Linked DNA regions of Homo sapiens: region 1 is linked to region 2. A link is an interaction called in ENCODE POLR2A ChIA-PET data of the cell type or tissue named here. Cell type or tissue: PC-9. All regions are shown on one strand. Each heading gives the region's core, and the rest is flanking DNA. Links, peaks and the distances in the headings are about the cores only.

Evidence for each region. ChIA-PET counts read pairs that join two places held together with the same protein. Peaks named below come from ENCODE experiments on the same cell type or tissue, not always from the same donor. Only the 100,000 strongest peaks of a DNase experiment are listed, where the experiment ranks them.
Region 1: POLR2A ChIA-PET joins it to region 2 with 11 read pairs; 18 of 35 experiments call an interaction of 5 or more read pairs at or near these places.

The regions. Positions count from the first base shown.
Region 1 is chr4:185,192,588-185,201,166 of GRCh38, reverse strand. The region is part of intron 1 of CFAP97 (cilia and flagella associated protein 97); the gene reads left to right. Among named protein-coding and RNA genes, the nearest start is that of CFAP97, 7.1 kb to the left of the region's middle. In PC-9, for the core only: no CTCF peak of the experiment used is centred there; DNase peaks (open chromatin) are centred at 4,516 and 5,696; H3K27ac peaks cover 1,736 bases.
Region 2 is chr4:185,401,508-185,410,086 of GRCh38, reverse strand. UFSP2 (UFM1 specific peptidase 2) reads left to right here. Exons shown (of 12, transcript NM_018359.5): 8 at 1,652-1,816; 9 at 2,027-2,151; 10 at 4,231-4,307; 11 at 6,469-6,593. It also overlaps a transcript of CFAP96 not described here. Among named protein-coding and RNA genes, the nearest start is that of ANKRD37, 9.0 kb to the right of the region's middle. In PC-9, for the core only: no CTCF peak of the experiment used is centred there; no DNase peak of the experiment used is centred there.

The DNA of each region.
Region 1 (8,579 bases), core at 107-8,106, 210 kb after region 2:
TTTGTAGTAGAGATGAGGTTTCACCATGTTGGTCAGACTGGTCTTCAACTTCTGACCTGAAGTGATCCACCCACCTCGGCCTCCCAAAGTGTTGGGATTACAGGCGTGAGCCACAGCACCGAGCCTCACAGTAGAACTTCTTTAAAACATAGTCAGTCTTCTCAAACCCTGCCGCTGCTTTATTAGCTAAGTATACAGAATATTCTAAATCATTTGTTGTCATTTCAACTACATTTACAGCTTCTTCAGGAGTAAATTCCATCTCAAGAAACTACTTTCTTTGCTCATCCATAAGAAGCAAGTCCTCATCTGTTCAAGTTTTATTGTGAGATTGCAGCAATTCAGTTACATCTTGAGGCACCACTTATTTTTTCTTTTTTTTGACAGGGTCTTGTTCTGTCACCCAGGCTGCAGTGCTTTGGCATGATCCCAGGTCATTGCAGCCTCAACCTCCCCAGCCCAAGTGATCCTCCTGCCTCACAGCCTCTACAGGCACGTGCCACTGCAACCCAGCTTTTTTTTTTTTGAGACAGAATCTCACTCTGTCACCCGCTGGAGTGCCGTGACGCAAGCTCGGTTCACTGCTGCAACCTCTACCTCCCAGGTTCAAGTGATTCCCATGCCTCAGCCTCCCGAGTAGCTGGGATTACAGACATGTGCTACCACACCTAGCTAATTTTTGTATTTTTAGTAGAGACGGAGATTCACCCTGTTGGCCAGGCTGGTCTCGAACTACTGTCCTCAAGTCATTTGCCTGCCACAGCCTCCCAAAGTGCTGGGATTATAGGCGTGAGCCACCGTGCCCAGCTAATTTTGTAGTTTAGTTTTTTCTTTTAAGAGACGGGATCTCACTATGTTGTCCAGGCTGGTCTAAAACTTCTGGGCTCAACTGGTCCTCCTGCCTTGGCCTTCTAAAATACCAGGCTCCACTTCTAATTCTAGTTCCCGTGCCATTTCTACCACAGCTGCAGTTCCTTCCCCAGTTAAGTCTTAAATCCCTTAAAGTTATCCATAAGGGTTAGAATCAGCTTCTTCCAAACTCTTGTTGATGTTGATATTTTGACCTCCTCCTATGAATCATAAGTGTTCTTAATGGGGAAGGTTTTCAATTTATTTTGCTCAGATCCGTCAGAGGAATTATTATCTGTGACAAATATGGCCTTACAAAATGTATTTCTTGAAAAGTAAGACTTGAAATTTGACTTACTCCTTGAACCATGGGCTGCAGAGTGGATGTTGTTAGCAGGCGTGAAAACATTAATCTTGCACATCTTCATTAGAGCTATTGGGTGACCAGGTACATTGTCAATGAGCAGTAATATTTTGAATTTTTTGTCTGAGCAGTCGATCTCAACAGTGGGCTTAAAACATAAAGTGAATTATGGCTGTAAATAGGTGTGCTGTCATTTGGGCTTTTTGTTTTATATATAGACCACAGGCAGAGTAGATTTAGCATAATTCTTAAGGCCCTTAAGATTTTTTCTTTTTTGTTTTTTTTGGACAGAGTCTTGCTGCCTCACCCAGGCTGAAATGCACTGGCACAATCTTGGCTCACTGCAACCTCCACCTCCTGGGTTCAAGTGATTCTCATGCCTCAGCCTCCCGAGTAGCTGAGACTATTAATATAAAAATTAGCCCCTGGCTAACTTTTGTTATTTTTAGTGGAGACAGGGTTTCACCATGTTGGCCAGGCTGGTCTGGAACTCCTGACCTCAGGTGATCCACCTGCCTTGGCCTCCGAAAGTGCTTGGATTATAGGTGGGAGGCACCGCACCCAGATTTTTCTTTTCTTTTTTGAGACGGAGTCTTGCTCTGTCACCCAGGCTGTAGTGCAGTGGCCGGATCGCGGCTCACTGCAACCTGCCTCCTGGGTTCAACCTATTCTCCAGCCTCAGCTTCCCCAGTAGCTGGAATTAACAGGTACATGCCACTACTCCTGGCTAATTTTTCTCTTTTTGTAGAGATGGGGTTTCGCCCTGTTGCTCAGGCTGGTCTCCATCTCCTGGCCTCAAGTGATCCGCCCGTCTCAGCCTCCCAAAGTGCTGGAATTACAGGTGGGAGCCACTGTACCCAGCCTAAGGGCCCTAATATTTTTGAAATGGTAAATGAGCACGGGCTTCATTTTAAAGTCACCAGCTCCATTAGCTCTTAATAAGAGTCAGCCTGTTCTTTGAAGTGTTGAGACCAGGTATTGACTTCTCCCTCTAGCTATGAAAATCCTAGATGGTTAGCATCCTTTTCCAATGGAAGGCTGTTTCGTCTGCACTGGAAATCTGATGTTTATTGTAGTCACATTCAGCAATTCTCTTAGCTAGATCTTCTGCAGCTTCTCCATCAGCACTTGCTGTTTTACCTTGTACTGTTTTGTCTTTTTTTTGAGATGGAGTTTCGCTCTTGTTGCCCAGGCTGGAGTGCAATGACGCGATCTCGGCTTACTGCAACCTCCATCTCCTGGCTTCAAGTGATTCTCCTGCCTCAGCCTCCTCTGTAGCTGGGATTACAGGCATGCGCCACCACACCCGGCTAATTTTGTATTTTTAGTAGAGATGGGGTTTCACCATTTTGGTCAGGCTGGTCTTGAACTCCTGACCTGAGGTGATCTGCCCATCTCGGCCTCCCAAAGTTCTGGGATTACAGGCGTGAGCCACCATGCCTGGCTTACCTTGTACTTTTATGTGATAGAGTAGGCTTCTTTTTCTTCCTTTCTTTCTTTTTTTTTTTTTTAAGACAGAGTCTCACTCTGTCACCCAGGCTGGAGTGTAGTGATGCAATCTTGGCTCACTGCAGCTTCTGCCTTCCCAGTTCAAAGGATTCTTGTGCCTCAGCCTCCCAAGTAGCTGGGACTTCAGGCTCCTGCCACCACACCTGGCTGGTTTTTGTATTTTTAGTAGAGATAGGGTTTCACCGTGTTGGCCAGGCTGGTCTTGAACTCCTGACTTCAAGTGATCTGCCCACTTCAGCCTCCGGAAGTGTTGGGATTATAGGCGTGAGCCACCACACCCGGCTGAGCAGGCTTCTTTTCTTAAACCTTATGAGACAGCCTCAGGTAGCTTGAGATTTCTACATCGTCTTTACCTCTCTCGGCCTTCATAGAATTGAAAGTGAGTGAGGGCCTTGCTTTGGACTAGGCTTTGGCTTAGGGGAATGTGGTGGCTGGCTTGGTGTATCCAGACCATTCAGACTTTCTCCATATCAGCAGTAAGGCTCTTTCGCTTTCTTATTCCCATGTTCGCTGAAGTAGCAGTCTTAATTTCCTTCAAGAATTTTTCCTTTGCTTTCACAACTTGGCTAACTGGTGCAAGAGGCCTAGCTTTTGGCCTGTCTCCTGGACTTTCAGCATACCTTCCTCACTAAGCTTAATCATTTCTAGCTTTTGATTTAAAATTTTCTAAGGGATGGGAGTTGGAATAATTTGGATGTTAAGTGGACTAGGAAAATTTAAACTTTTCGCGGTGGCTCACACCTGTAATCCCAGCACTTTGGGAGGCCAAGGCGGGCGGATCCCGAGGTCAGGAGATCAAGACCATCCTGGCTAACACGGTGAAACCCCATCTCTACTAAAAATACAAAAATTAGCCGGGTGTGGTGGCACGTGCCTGTAATTCCAGCTACTCGGGAGGCTGAGGCAGGAGAATCCCTTGAAGCAGGGAGTCTGAGGTTGCGGTGAGCCGAGATCACGCGCCACTGCGCTCCAGCCTGGGAGACTCAGAGAGACTCTGTCTCAAAAAAAAAAAAAAAATTCAAAAACAACTTTTCTTTTAATATATTCGCCAGTAAAATCCAGCAGAGACATTCAGTGTAATAGTCACGTGGCTGTTAATAAGTTTATATACATATGTGTAATATTAATTCTGGGCCAAGAATTAATAGAAACTTATTACTTGATTGTGAGTTAGTAAAATTACTCTTTTGTTATGTTTAAGATCTCTTCATTTCTTCAGTGTAATCATCCATCTCTTATAGCTAAATAATTTTGTGATTTCAGTTTCTTCAAATTTCAAGAAAATGTTTATTTTTTATATTTGTAATTTAAGCTACATGTCTTTTTTTTTTTTTTTTTTTTTAATTAAGAGGGAGTCTCGCTCTATTGCCCAGGATGGAGTGCAGTGGCAAAATATCAGCTCACTGCAACCTCTGCCTCCTGGATTCAAGCAATTCTCCTGCCTCAGCTTCTTGAGTAGCTGGGATTACAGGCGCCTGCCACCACACCCAGCTAATCTTTGTATTTTTGTAAAGATAAGGTTTCACCACGTTGGCCAGGCTGGTTTTGAACTCCTGACCTCAAATAATCCATTCACCTCAGCTTCCCAAAATGCTGGGATTACAGGCGCAACCCACTGCGCTTGGCCTTAAACTACATTTCTTCAACTCTGGTTCCTGATTTATTGTAGTGAGGCCTTAATCTATTAGCAGAGTTTTCCTAGACTCTGTCATATTACCTATGACACTTGACACTGTCTAATACCACCCAAAGTTTAACCTTTCATTCCATCTTTATGTATCATAGTACATTACCTTTTGATGAAAGCTTTTTATCTCCATAGATCAGTGGCATTTCCAACCCTTGCCTGAGACTCTCAGGAATGTGAAGCTGGTTTTACATCAAGGCCTAGTACACTCAATGCATTTAAGTAATAGAAATGATGGTTTCATGAAACTTACTCTTATAATATGTAATGCACTCTTTTTTTTTTTTTTTTGAGACGGACTATCCTTCTGTCCCCCAGGCTGGAAGCATGATCTCAGCTCACTGCAACCTCCGCCTGCCAGGTTCAAGTGATTCTCCTGCCTCAGCCTCCCGAGTAGCTGGGATTATAGGCACGTGCCACCACACCCAGCTAATTTTTTATATTTTTGGTAGAGACAGGGTTTCATCATGTTGGCCAGGCTGGTCTTGAACTCCTACCTCAAGTGATCTGCCCACCTCGGCCTCCCAAAGTGCTGGGATTACAGGCGTGAGCCACTGCACCTGGCCTATAATGCACTCTTGATTATTACACTGTGTTCTACTTCGTCAGTTTAATGATGGACATGAGCTACTGAATTGATTTTAAACTGGATTGTGACCTGTAGTTTATAAAATATTGCTCTGGGCTATGCTATTAAACCGTTTACTTTTGAAATTTGAAGAAACAATTTAAAATTTTTAATTGCAAAGATATTCTTAACCACACAACAAAGTAAGAAAGGAAAAAACAACAACCACAGTTCTTTTTAGAGTCCAGAGTGCTCACCATTACACTGTGGGGTATCCACAGTTCTTTTTATTCCACTCCTTGACATTTTGTTTTCAAAGGTGAATTATCTCACAAAAAAAGGTGACATTTTTGGGAGTTTAATGACAGTGTTATAAGACCTATTCACCATTCAGTGGCTATTTTAGTTTGTTTTTCCTTTTACATTCAAGTGGGCAAAATTAGATTATGATCAGCCATAGTCTTTACGTTTGTGATGACTCAAGATCGCAGGCCTCTATCCGAGTTTTTATATTTCTCCTTCCCCTGAGCACACTACTCCTCTCCCCTCCCCTCATGAGTTATACTCATGTTTAATGTGTATCCTTCCAATCCATGTTCTATAACTTGGCTTGTATGTTTGTGCTCATGAAGAATATAGCATTGTTTTGTATATGTTTTAAGTTTTATGTAATTGTATCATTGCTTGCTTATTTATTTGTTTATTTTGAGACAAGGTCTTGCCCTGTAGCCCAGGCTGGAGTGCAGTGGTGTGATGATGACTCATTGCATTATCAACCTCCTGTGCACAGGTGATCCTTCTACCTCAGCCTCCTCAGTAGCTGGGACTCCAGGCACACCACTATGCCCAGCTAATTTTTATTTTTTAATTTCTTGTAGCAACGGGGTCTCATTATGTGGTCTGGAACTCCTGGGCTCAAGCAGTCCTCCCACCTTGGCCTCCCTAACTGCTGAGATTACAGTCATGAGCCATGGTGCCAGCCTCGTTGCTTTTTAAATTCTGCTTTTTTATTCAGTGTTATTTTTGTAGATCTCAGTGTATCCTTTTTGGCAGATATGTGCTTACACGACATTTTATTTATTCATTTTCCTCTTAATAGACAGTAAAGTTGTTCCTCATGCATTGCTACTGCAAACAGTAGTAGATGCTGTGCTGTCGTGAACATCCTGTGTACATGCCCAGGATCGCACAACTGGGAAGTAGCAGAATCATATTTTGAGTCTGGGTGTGTCTGACTCCATTGATTCGTTTCAACCACTGAGCAGACTCCCACTCATCACTTATGTGCCTAATTTATTACACAAACACTATTATGGTAACAGTAATGGAACTATAATGGGGTTGTATGTCATTTTTCTTTTAAAGGTCAATTCTTAACTTATGGCCTCCTCTCCCCTAGTTTTGCTTTAACTGTAAATTGTATTATTAATTCAGTATAGAAAAGTTTTGTATTCTGTATTTTTCATGTTCATACATCATCTAAATCAAGGGTCTACAAGCTGGGCACAGTGGTATGCACCTGTAGTCCCAGCTGCTCTGGAGGCTGAGGTGGGAGGATCACTTGAGCCCAGGAGTTGGAGGCTGCAGTGAGCTAGAATCCTGTCACTGTACTCCAGCCTGGGCGATGGAGTGAGGACCTGTTTCTTTAAAAAATTTAAATAAATCTATCAACCAAGGATCTACAAACTTTTCTTTTTTTTGAGATGGAGTCTCACTCTTGTCGCCCAGGCTGGAGTGCAATGGTGCAATCTCAGCTCACTGCAACTTCTGCCTCCTGCATTCAAGTGATCCTCCTGCCTCAGCCTCCCTAGTGGCTGGGATTACAGGCACGCACTGCCACACCCGGCTAATTTTTGTATTTTTAGTAGAGAAGGAGTTTCGCCATGTGGACCGGGCTGGTCTCGAACTCCTGACCTCAGGTGATCCACCCGCCTCGGCTTCCCAAAGTGTTGGGATTACAGGCGTGAGCCACTGCGCCTGGCCTACAAACTTTTCAGTAAGGGATCAGATGCTAAGTATTTTAGTCTCTGTGGGCCATAGGGTCTCAATCACAGCTACTTAGCTCTGCAGTCGTAGTGTGAAAGCTGGGGGAGACAATACATATACCCATCAGTGGGGCTGTGTTCCAATAAAACTTTATTTACAAAAACAGATGGCAGACAAGATTTCGTTTACGGACAGGTAGTTTGCTGACTCGTGATCTAAGTGATGATGTTAACAGAATCGTAATATTTATCTACAGAAGCTTTTCCATGTTCCAAGTAATGTTAGAATTCCCTTATTTATTTATTTATTTATTTATCAGATGGAGTCTCTCTCTGTCGCCCAGGCTGGAGTGCAGTGGTGCGATCTCAGCTCACTGCAGCCTCTGTCTCCTGGGTTTCAGCAATTCTCCTGCCTAAAGGCTGCAGAGTGTTGTGGCTGGTTTAGGATACAGATTACATAATCTTTTACTCCCTGATTTGATGTAAAATAGAATTAATTATAATATGAATATAGTGAGCACATAATTGCATTTTTTGCTATTTTTGTTTTGTTTTTAAGACACAGTCTCATATTGTCGTCTGGGCTGGAGTGGTACAATGGCGTGATCGCGGCGCACTGCAGCCTCCACCTCCTGGGTTCACGCCATTCTCCTGCCTCAGCCTCCTGAGTAGCTGGGATTACAGGCGCACACTACCACACCTGGCTAATTTTTTGTATTTCTAGTAGAGATGGGGTTTCACTATATTGGCCAGAGTAGTCTCGAACTCCTGACCTTGTGATCCACCCGCCTTTGCCTCCCGAAGTGCTGGGATTACAGCATGAGCCACCGTGCCTGGCCTTTTGCTGTTTTATTATTGGAAATTATTTTATTGTCACTTTTGACTATCAATGTGTACTCATGGCTTCTCATAGAAATTATTTTTTCATTTTTATGTATGTTTGTCTTTTTTCTTTTTCAATGCTGAATTGTCCAACTTGGACAGTGGAAGCCCCTTTAAACTGATCCTCTGTTTCATTCCTGCCACCCCAGGCATATTTGTGAATATTGTGCTTTCTGGCAACAATAAGCTGATCCAGGCTCTTTGCCTCCAGAAATGCAGTCCCCTGCCTGCGAAGGAGTCCTGGGGTTTTTTAGTGGAGAATAGTATTAGAAGGTCAATTCTGGGTGGGGCGCGGTGGCTCACGCCTGTAATTTGAGCACTTTGGGAGGCCGAGGTGGGCGGATCACAAGGTCAGGAGATCCAGGCCATCCTGGATAACACGGTGAAACCCCGTCTCTACTAAAACTACAAAAAATTAGCCGGGCGTGGTGGCGGGCGCCTGTAGTCCCAGCTACTCGGGAGGCTGAGGCAGGAGAATGGCGTGAACCCGGGAGGCGGAGCTTGCACTGAGCCGAGATTGCACCACTGCACTCCAGCCTGGGTGACAGAGCGAGACTCCGTCTCAAAAAAAAAAAAAAAAAAAAAAAAAGAAGGTCAATTCTGATCTTAAGAAGGTCAAAGGTCAAGTCTGATCTTAAGCTTATCAGTAATAGATAATGTAACACAGCTGCTTTGACCACTGTAATAAACAGATAAAAAAAACCATTTTTTAAAGACTATGACTTTATAGTGATG
Region 2 (8,579 bases), core at 268-8,267:
CTGAAATTTATTGAAACTTGTATTTGTTCCCTAAAAAATAATAACATATTTGATGGCTTAAAACTACAAAAATGTATTGTCTCAGTTCTGGAGTTCTGAAAGTAGTATCACTGGGCTGACATCACAATGTCAGCAGGACCACCTTCCCTCCATAGGCTCTTGGGGAGAATCCATTCCTTAATCTGATGGCTGCCAGCATCCTTTGGTTTGTGGCCCCATCATTCCGATCTCTGCCTCCTCAGTCACATTACCTTCTCCTCCTATGCCCCTCTCTTTTAAGAATATATGTGATTGCATTTAGGGCACACTAGGATCCAGGATAACCTCCCCATCTTAAGATCCTTAATCACGTCTATGAATACCTTTGCTTTCCTTTTTTCTTTTACTTTTTGGCACAGAGGGTGCATTCACAAGTTCCAGGGATTAGGACATACATACCTTTTGGGAGCCACTTTTCAGCCTGTCACAATGGTCAAGTTATAAATTTTTCTATCTGTGCTTGGGCAGAATATATATTCTCTAATTGTTGGGTGAGGGTTGGTTCTATCTTGTCCCTATCTCCTCTCACTTAATTTTTTAAAAATATCATCAGTTTGGAGCCAGGCATGGTGGTGTGCAACTGTAATCCCAGCTACTCAGGAGGCTGAGGCAGGAGGATCACTTGAGCCTAGAAGTTCAAGACCAACCTGAGCAACATAGTGTGACCCAATCTCAAAAAAATAAAAACAAAAACCCAGTTCTTTAATAAAAAAAGACATATACATTCTTAGCACTATAAGTAAGAATTTATATGATATTAGTAATTTATTTATCTTTATTTTTTGACCCTTAACTTAGCGTCATCAAATAACATACTTGGGCTGTAATCATAGCAGGTTTATAAATTTAGACACATTCTTCCTGTGTCCCATGATATGGACCCTTCATTTGTTTGTTCATTCCTTTATTCCTTCCTTCATTCATTCAGCATTTATTCAGCAGCATTTATATTAACCGTGTGCCAGGCGTGTTGTAGAAGCTTGGGCCCAAAAATGGATAAGACACAGTGTATGTACTCACTGAGCTCACATATTAGTGTAAGTAGGCAGATATTTTTTAAATGATAAGTAATGTATCATTTAAAGTATATCAAGTCATGATATACTTTGAAAAATAAAAACATAAAGAGGACAGAGATGACAGGTGAGGCAGGGGGTGGGGTAGTGAGAGAATGAGTGGGCCGTTTGTAGACTGGATGGTCAAGGAAGACCTTTGACATCTAAATGGAAACCTGAGTGAAGTAAGAGTGCAAGCTGTACAATTAATTTGGGAAAAGAGAGTTCCAGGCCAAGAGAACCATGAGGCTCCAAGGTCATATTGCCCCTGGTATATGGGAACCGAAAGTAGAGGGAGCAATAGGGAAAAGTTTAGGAGATGAAATTGGAGAGGAGGCCAGAAGGTAGGTCCTGCTGGGCCCTGTGGTAAGGACTTTGAACCTCAAATAAAAAGCCAAGAAGGTATAATGTTAAACCATAGATCTGTGAAGGCATTTTTATAAGGAACTAAAGTAACAGTCTAACTCTAAGAACATTAAACATAATTCGGGAGCATATATAGAATATGTACTTCTATCCTAAGTTAATATTTTACTGTGTTTCTTCTCTGTATATAGATTTATGTGGTCCAGGGCATATATGGCTATCATCATTATATGCAGGATCGCATAGATGACAATGGCTGGGGCTGTGCTTATCGATCTCTGCAGACTATCTGCTCTTGGTTCAAACATCAGGGATACACAGAGAGGTCCATTCCAACACACAGAGAAATTCAGCAGGTACAGAACATACCGTTTTAAATTATAATCAACTGTATGTTTCATTAGCCCTTAATATACCATTGATAATTTTTGTTACCTCATGGTGCAGACTTATTTCTGTTTTGAAGAAAAAAAAATTCTTGTACTGGTAATCAGGGAAAATGCCCTAAACATCGTTTTTAATAGCTGTCTTGTGTATGGATGTTTTATATTTTTAAATACATCAAGGCTCTAGTCGATGCCGGGGACAAACCAGCAACATTTGTCGGATCGCGGCAATGGATTGGATCTATTGAGGTGCAGCTGGTACTAAACCAATTGATCGGTATAACGTCAAAAATCCTGTTTGTCAGGTAAGCACACTTTAAGAAATTAGATAAATCATTTCAAAGTGACAGTCTGTCATTTTAATTAAAATAATAGAAAAAATGGTATCTTCCCTTATTTCTTTTTATTCCTTTTCCTTCTTCCTTATTACTCATTGCTTTATAAATCTCATTTTTTAATCTTAATTTTTTTTCATTTTTTTTTGGAAGGCTCTGATTTTATGAATAAACTTTGTGATGTAATGTATACTTGTATTATTTAGGCCTAATTTTAGCCTAGAAGAGGAAAACTTAAAAATATATTAACGTTGAGTAAAGTCATAAAAATTATATTAACAGTTTCTTTATGCTCCAATCTTTTAAAAAGTCTTAAAAGGCAAAACTCAAATGTTGAACTATGACTGACCTTTTTGTTTACCTCCTGCTCTTTTTCTTTCTAAAACGTTAATAATCTAGTAATGTGTTCAAATAATGTATTCATTTTGTCTTTTCCAATGATCTTAACCATAATTCTAATATTAAAATGAGAAAATATAAATTAATTATTTTCTATGACCATAACTAGCTGACTCCTGATTGTATGAGCTTATGTTTTAAAATACATTTTCTAGCCAGGTGCAGTGGCTCACGCCTGTAATCGTAGCACTTTGGGAGGCCGAGGTGGGTGGATCCCCTGAGGTCAGGAGTTTGAGACCAGCCTGGCCAGCAGAGCAAAACCCTGTCTCTACTAAAAATACAAAAAAAATTAGCTGGGTATGGTGGCGCATGCCTGTAATCCCAGCTACTTGGGAGGCTGAGGCAGGAGAATCGCTTGAACCCAGGAGGTGGAGGTTGCAGTGAGCCAAGATCATGCCACTGCACTCCAGCACAGGCAACAAAGCGAGACTCCCTTTCAAAAAAAAAAAACAGAAAAATACATTTTCTAAAAAAAAAAAAAAAAAAAAAGAAAAGCCAAAAAACAAATAAAATACATTTTCTATTGTTAATTACAGTAACATCGTCCTCATTGTATCTTTTATGTGTTAAAGATGTAATTTTATCCTTTCCTCAGTGGTTATGGAAATCAGTGGTAAAAAAATGACAGACTGGCTGGGCACAGTGGCTCACGCCTGTAATCCCAGCACTTTGGGAGGCCAAGGTGGGTGGATCACCTGAGGTTGGCAGTTTGACACCAGCCTGGCCAACATGGTGAAACCCTGTCTCTACTAAAAATATAAAAATGAGCCGGGCATGGTGGCACACGTCTGTAATCCCAGCTACTCAGGAGGCTGAGGAAGGAGAATCGCTTGAACCTGAGAGGCGGAGGTTGCAGTGAGCTGAGATCGCGCCACTCCACTCCAGCCTGGGCAACAGAGCGAGCCTCCATCTCAAAAAATAATAATAATATAAAACAATGACAGACTTAAGTAGTGAAGAACTTTTTTTAAAAGTTACAGTTTTGGTACATTAAAACATACGTTCCTCATTAAGCAAGAGCTAAGGTTTAGCACCACCGGGCACCTTCCCCCAAAAAATACCTCCCTTCATTATCCCATCTATCTTTCTCTTTTCAAAAGTAAAAATTCTGAGATTCCCTAAAAATAGTATGTTGCACTTGAAAACATTTTGCAGTTTTCACATTGATTTCACAGACATGTATTTTAGGCCTAGACTCTCCTCTGTTATGTAGACAGGTCAGCGTTTTGGGTCCCAATTTAAAGATGAGGAAATACAGACTAAGAAGTCTACCAGCAAGAAGGCAAGAACCCAGGACTTAACACTCATTCTTCTGATTAATCCATCCATAAGAACTCCCTGAGCACCAAGGTGATGTTTTAACTTCATGTTAAAAACCCAGGCCTCCTTTATACAGTTCAAGAAGCAGAAAATCAAGGTCTTTTAGCGTCTTATCTAGCACACTTGGTGGCCTTAAGTATTTTGAGTTTATGTTGCTTTAAATTGCACAGTTTAATTGCTCTCAGTTCCCTAACACTTAATTTTTTTACATTTATATATTTTTTCAGTAACACCCGAAAAAACAAGAAAGTAGGAAACATTGTCTCCTAGCTCATTATTTGACCGTAGTGTTGGAAGTAGTTCATCTGATAGAAAATGGTTTCTTTCTAGCCAAGGTTCAGAAATTGCCTCTCAAGGACGGGAACTGGCTAATCATTTCCAAAGTGAAGGAACTCCAGTTATGATCGGTAAGCTGTTTCAGACACTGTTTTTGGTAGAGTGAGTAATATGCAAAACTTATCATTGATATAAATATTTAATGTTGCATAAAATCAGTCATTTAAAAAATTTTGAAATTAACTTTTACACCATATGTATGGATCTCTGGATATTGAAAAAAATTTCTAAGGTGGCTTAAAGGTTACAAAAAAGATTATAATAACCAGAAGAAGTAAAGGCTGAGAAATGGTAGCTATGTTCAAACATTTAAAGAGCTGAGAACAGTATTAAAAAGAGGAAACGGTCACTCAGCTGAGCTTCGTAAGTCATGACTCTGTCATAACTGGGCTGGCTTTGTGAGATTTTGCAATTACTTACCTCTGTGGATTTTATTTGTAAAATAAGAAGATTGGATTAGCTGATCTAAAGATGCTTAATTCTTTGAAGAACAAGACCTGTCCTGTGATGACAGAAGGCAAGGTGAGACTAGTGTGTAAGAAATGGAGGTAGAAGCTGGGCATAGTGGCTCACACCTGTAATCCTAGCACTTCGGGAGGCTGAGGCAGGAGGATAGCTTGCATCCAGGAATTCAAGACCAGCATGGGCCAGACCGCGTCTCTACCAAAAAAAAAAAAACACACAAATTAGCTGGCATGGTAGTGTGAGCCTATAGTGCCAGCTATTCAGGAGACTGAGGTGGGAGGATTGCTTGAGCCCAGGAGGCTGCAGTGAGCCAAGAGATCCACTGCTCTCCAGCCTGGGTTACAAAAGTGAGACACTGTCTCAAAAGAAAAAAAAAAAAAAAAGAAATGGAGGTAGGCTGATGTCAGCAAAATATCAGAAAGAACTTAATGAGTAGGCCGGGCCCAGTAGCTCACGCCTGACTCCTGATTGTATGAGCTTATGTTTTAAAATACATTTTCTAGCCAGGCACAGTGGCTCATGCCTGTAATCCAGCACTTTGGGAGGCTGAGGCGGGCGGATCACTTGAGGCCAAGAGTTCGAGACCAGCCTGGCCAACATGGCAAAACACTGTCTCTACTAAAAATACAAAATTTAGCTGGGTGTGGTGGCACACACCTGTAATCCCAACTACTTGGGATGCTGAAACAGGAGAATCGCTTGAGCTGTGAGGTGGAGGTTGCAGTGAGCCGGGATTGCCCACTGTACTCCAGCCTGGGTAGCAGAGCAAGACTCTGTCTCAAAAAAAAAGACTGGGCACAGTGGCTCACGCCTGTAATCCCAGCACTTTGGGAGGCCAAGGTGGGTCGATCACGAGGTCAGGAGATCGAGACCATCCTGGCTAACAGTGAAACCCCGTCTCTACTAAAAAAAAATACAAAAAATTCGCTGGGTGTGCTGGTGTGCGCCTGTAGTCTCAGCTACTCAGGAGGCTGAGGCAGGAGAATTGCTTGAACCTGGAAGGCAGAGGTTGCAGTGAGCCGAGGTCACGCTATCGCACTCCAGCCTGGGTGACGTGAGACTCTAGCTCAAAAAAAAAAAAAAAAAAAAAAACTTAATGAATGGAGTGCTATATCACTGGAGGTACTCAGAGGCAGCAGGACCATCTGCTGAGAGAGGCACTACAGCAGATTGTTACTCTGTTGGGAGGAGTTTATGGCCCTTTCTAAATCCATTTTAGGTAATTATATGGATGTGAATGTAGAATATAAATTGTATGTGATTATAGATATGATTGTATCTTTTGTGTTAAAGATGTAATTTTATCCTTTCAGAGTATATCTGACATTGTGTCTTTTATAGTGTAGGGTAGTCCATTTTAATGCTATTTTAGATCAGTTAATAAGCAAAGTAATGTTGTTTTTTTTTGTTTTTTTTTTTGAGAGTCTTGCTGTGTCGCCCAGGCTGGAGTGCGGTGGCATGATCTCGGCTCAGTGCAAGCTCCGTCTCCCAGGTTCATGCCATTCTCCTGCCTCAGCAGGAGCTGGGACTACAGGCGCCTGCCACCAAGCCCAGCTATTTTTTTTGTATTTTTTTAGTAGAGACAGGGTTTCACTGCATTAGCCAGGATGGTCTCCATCTCCTGACCTCGTGATCCACCCACCTCCCAAAGTGCTGGGATTACAGGTGTGAGCCACCACGCCCGGCCGTAATCTGTCTATTTAAATTGAATAGGCATTTGACATTTGTTTATGCCTTCATTCGTATTTCCTATTTTTTCTTCTATAGGGGGAGGAGTTTTGGCCCACACAATACTAGGAGTTGCATGGAATGAGATTACAGGGCAGATAAAGTTTCTGATTCTAGATCCACATTATACCGGTGCTGAAGACCTGCAAGTTATTTTGGAAAAGGTAAGTATCCATTTAACACAAATTGAGACAAAAGGCAAAGAAGCTAGAAATGAAGGATCACAAACTGGCTGGTAACAGAAAGACAATAAGCTGAGGGCAGAGATCTCCCTGTGTGGAGGCCTTCTGAGGCTGTTGTAAGTAGCCGTCTCTGTATAGGGAATGTGCAAGAACAAAGCACATTGCAAAAGACAAAATTTAGGTTTATAGAAACTTTCTCAGCTATTAAAATTAATAATAGGACACACACTCATAAATATATTCCTTTGGAGATTTTAGAGCTTTCATAAACAAATGTATCAAAGTTTATCAATGTCTTAAAATAGATGAGCAGAATATATAAACTTTTAAAATTTTAGAATTAACCAAAAGATAGCTAAGCAGTATGCTAGACATTATGGAGGCTTGACTAATTTTAATTCATTTACATATAACCTAATCTCATTCTATAAAGGGTTTGAAGTTGATACATATTTAAGAGTATTCTTACTTACAATAGCAGATAAAGGAGGTAAAAATTTGTTAATTCATAGGCAACTAATTCTCACATATGAAAACTCAGTACCAAGTCTTTAGGAGAAAGTATTGTAAAACATAATTAACTTGAATTTTAAGTAACATTTATATTCGCTGCCAAATACATTGAAATTGCAGAGAATACATAACCACCTTTTAAACTATAAACTAAAGATAAAATGTTTTAATATGTTAAAGAGTTTTAAGCCAGGCGTGGTGGCTCACACCTGTAATCCCAGCACTTTGGGAGGCTGAGGTGGGCAGATCACCTGAGATCAGGAATTCGAGACCAGCCTGGCCAACATGGTGAAACCCCATCTCTACTAAAAATGCAAAAATAAGCCAGGTGTGGTGGTGGGCGCCTATAATCTTGGCTATTTGGGAGGCTGAGGCAGGGGAATCACTTGAACCCGGGAGGCAGAGGTTGCAGTGAGCTGAGATGGCGCCATTGCACCCCAGCCTGGGCAACAGGAGTGAAATTCCAGCTCAAAAAAAAGTTTTTAATGTGTGTAGTCCAACTCTGTTATATCCTCAGTTTACTGAAGTCTTTTGTTTATGATAAGGGTATAAACACTAATAGGATAGAAATGTGTTGTTACAGTTTTAAGTGTTTTTTTTTCCTTTTCTCTTTCACAGCATTTGGAATTTGAAGTCTATAAAAGGTTTTTTGACTGGTGCATGTATCTTACTGAATATAGTAGCAATATTCTTGTTCTGTAGCAAGGTGTTCATTCCATTCAGTATTTATTAAAGTACCTAACAAGTGCCAGGCACTGTCCTAAGCACTAGTATTACACGAGGTTTTTCGGGAGCTAAAACCTTTAGGGTAGGACAGAGAAGGAGAGTGCAAAAAGGACTCTCGAGAAAAAAAAAATGGTATCTCAGGTGCTTCTACGAGGCTGGTGCTGTGGTGGCCCCTGCCTTGTAGAAACAGTGAAAGCCGCACTGCAGGTAGATCAGTGCGTCCAGAGCTAGGCGAAGAGGTGAGGCTGGAAGGACACACCAAGCTCAGTCAGAAAGGGTGGTCTTTGTGAACCAGGCATTTCGATTTTTTCTTAAAGGCAGGGAGAAGCCTTAATTATTTTCATCATCAAATTTCTCTTTTCTGGTTGACTCAAGGGGCTCTGCACTACATGGCATTATCTAGGTAAGGTTTCTGAACAATTAGAGTAAGGGATTGTCCCTGATTTCTTTCTCTGAGAATTGCAATCTCCATCTTTGCTAGTTCTATTTCTATAGAACTTTTCAACAGCAGAAACCTCCTTGCTCTATTTGTATACACAAGAAACTGTGCAGCCAAGGTCCTGCCATTAAAACTATTGATTCACTTGACTCCAGGAACCCAGGAGGCCAGAGGAGAGTTCCATCTCTGCCTGACCTCTTTGCCTTCTTGTGGTGCTTTCCTGTTTGAAGTTCCCATGCTGGTCATCTCACAGGAAAGAAGCATGTCCTATGCACTATGTCCCTATGCAA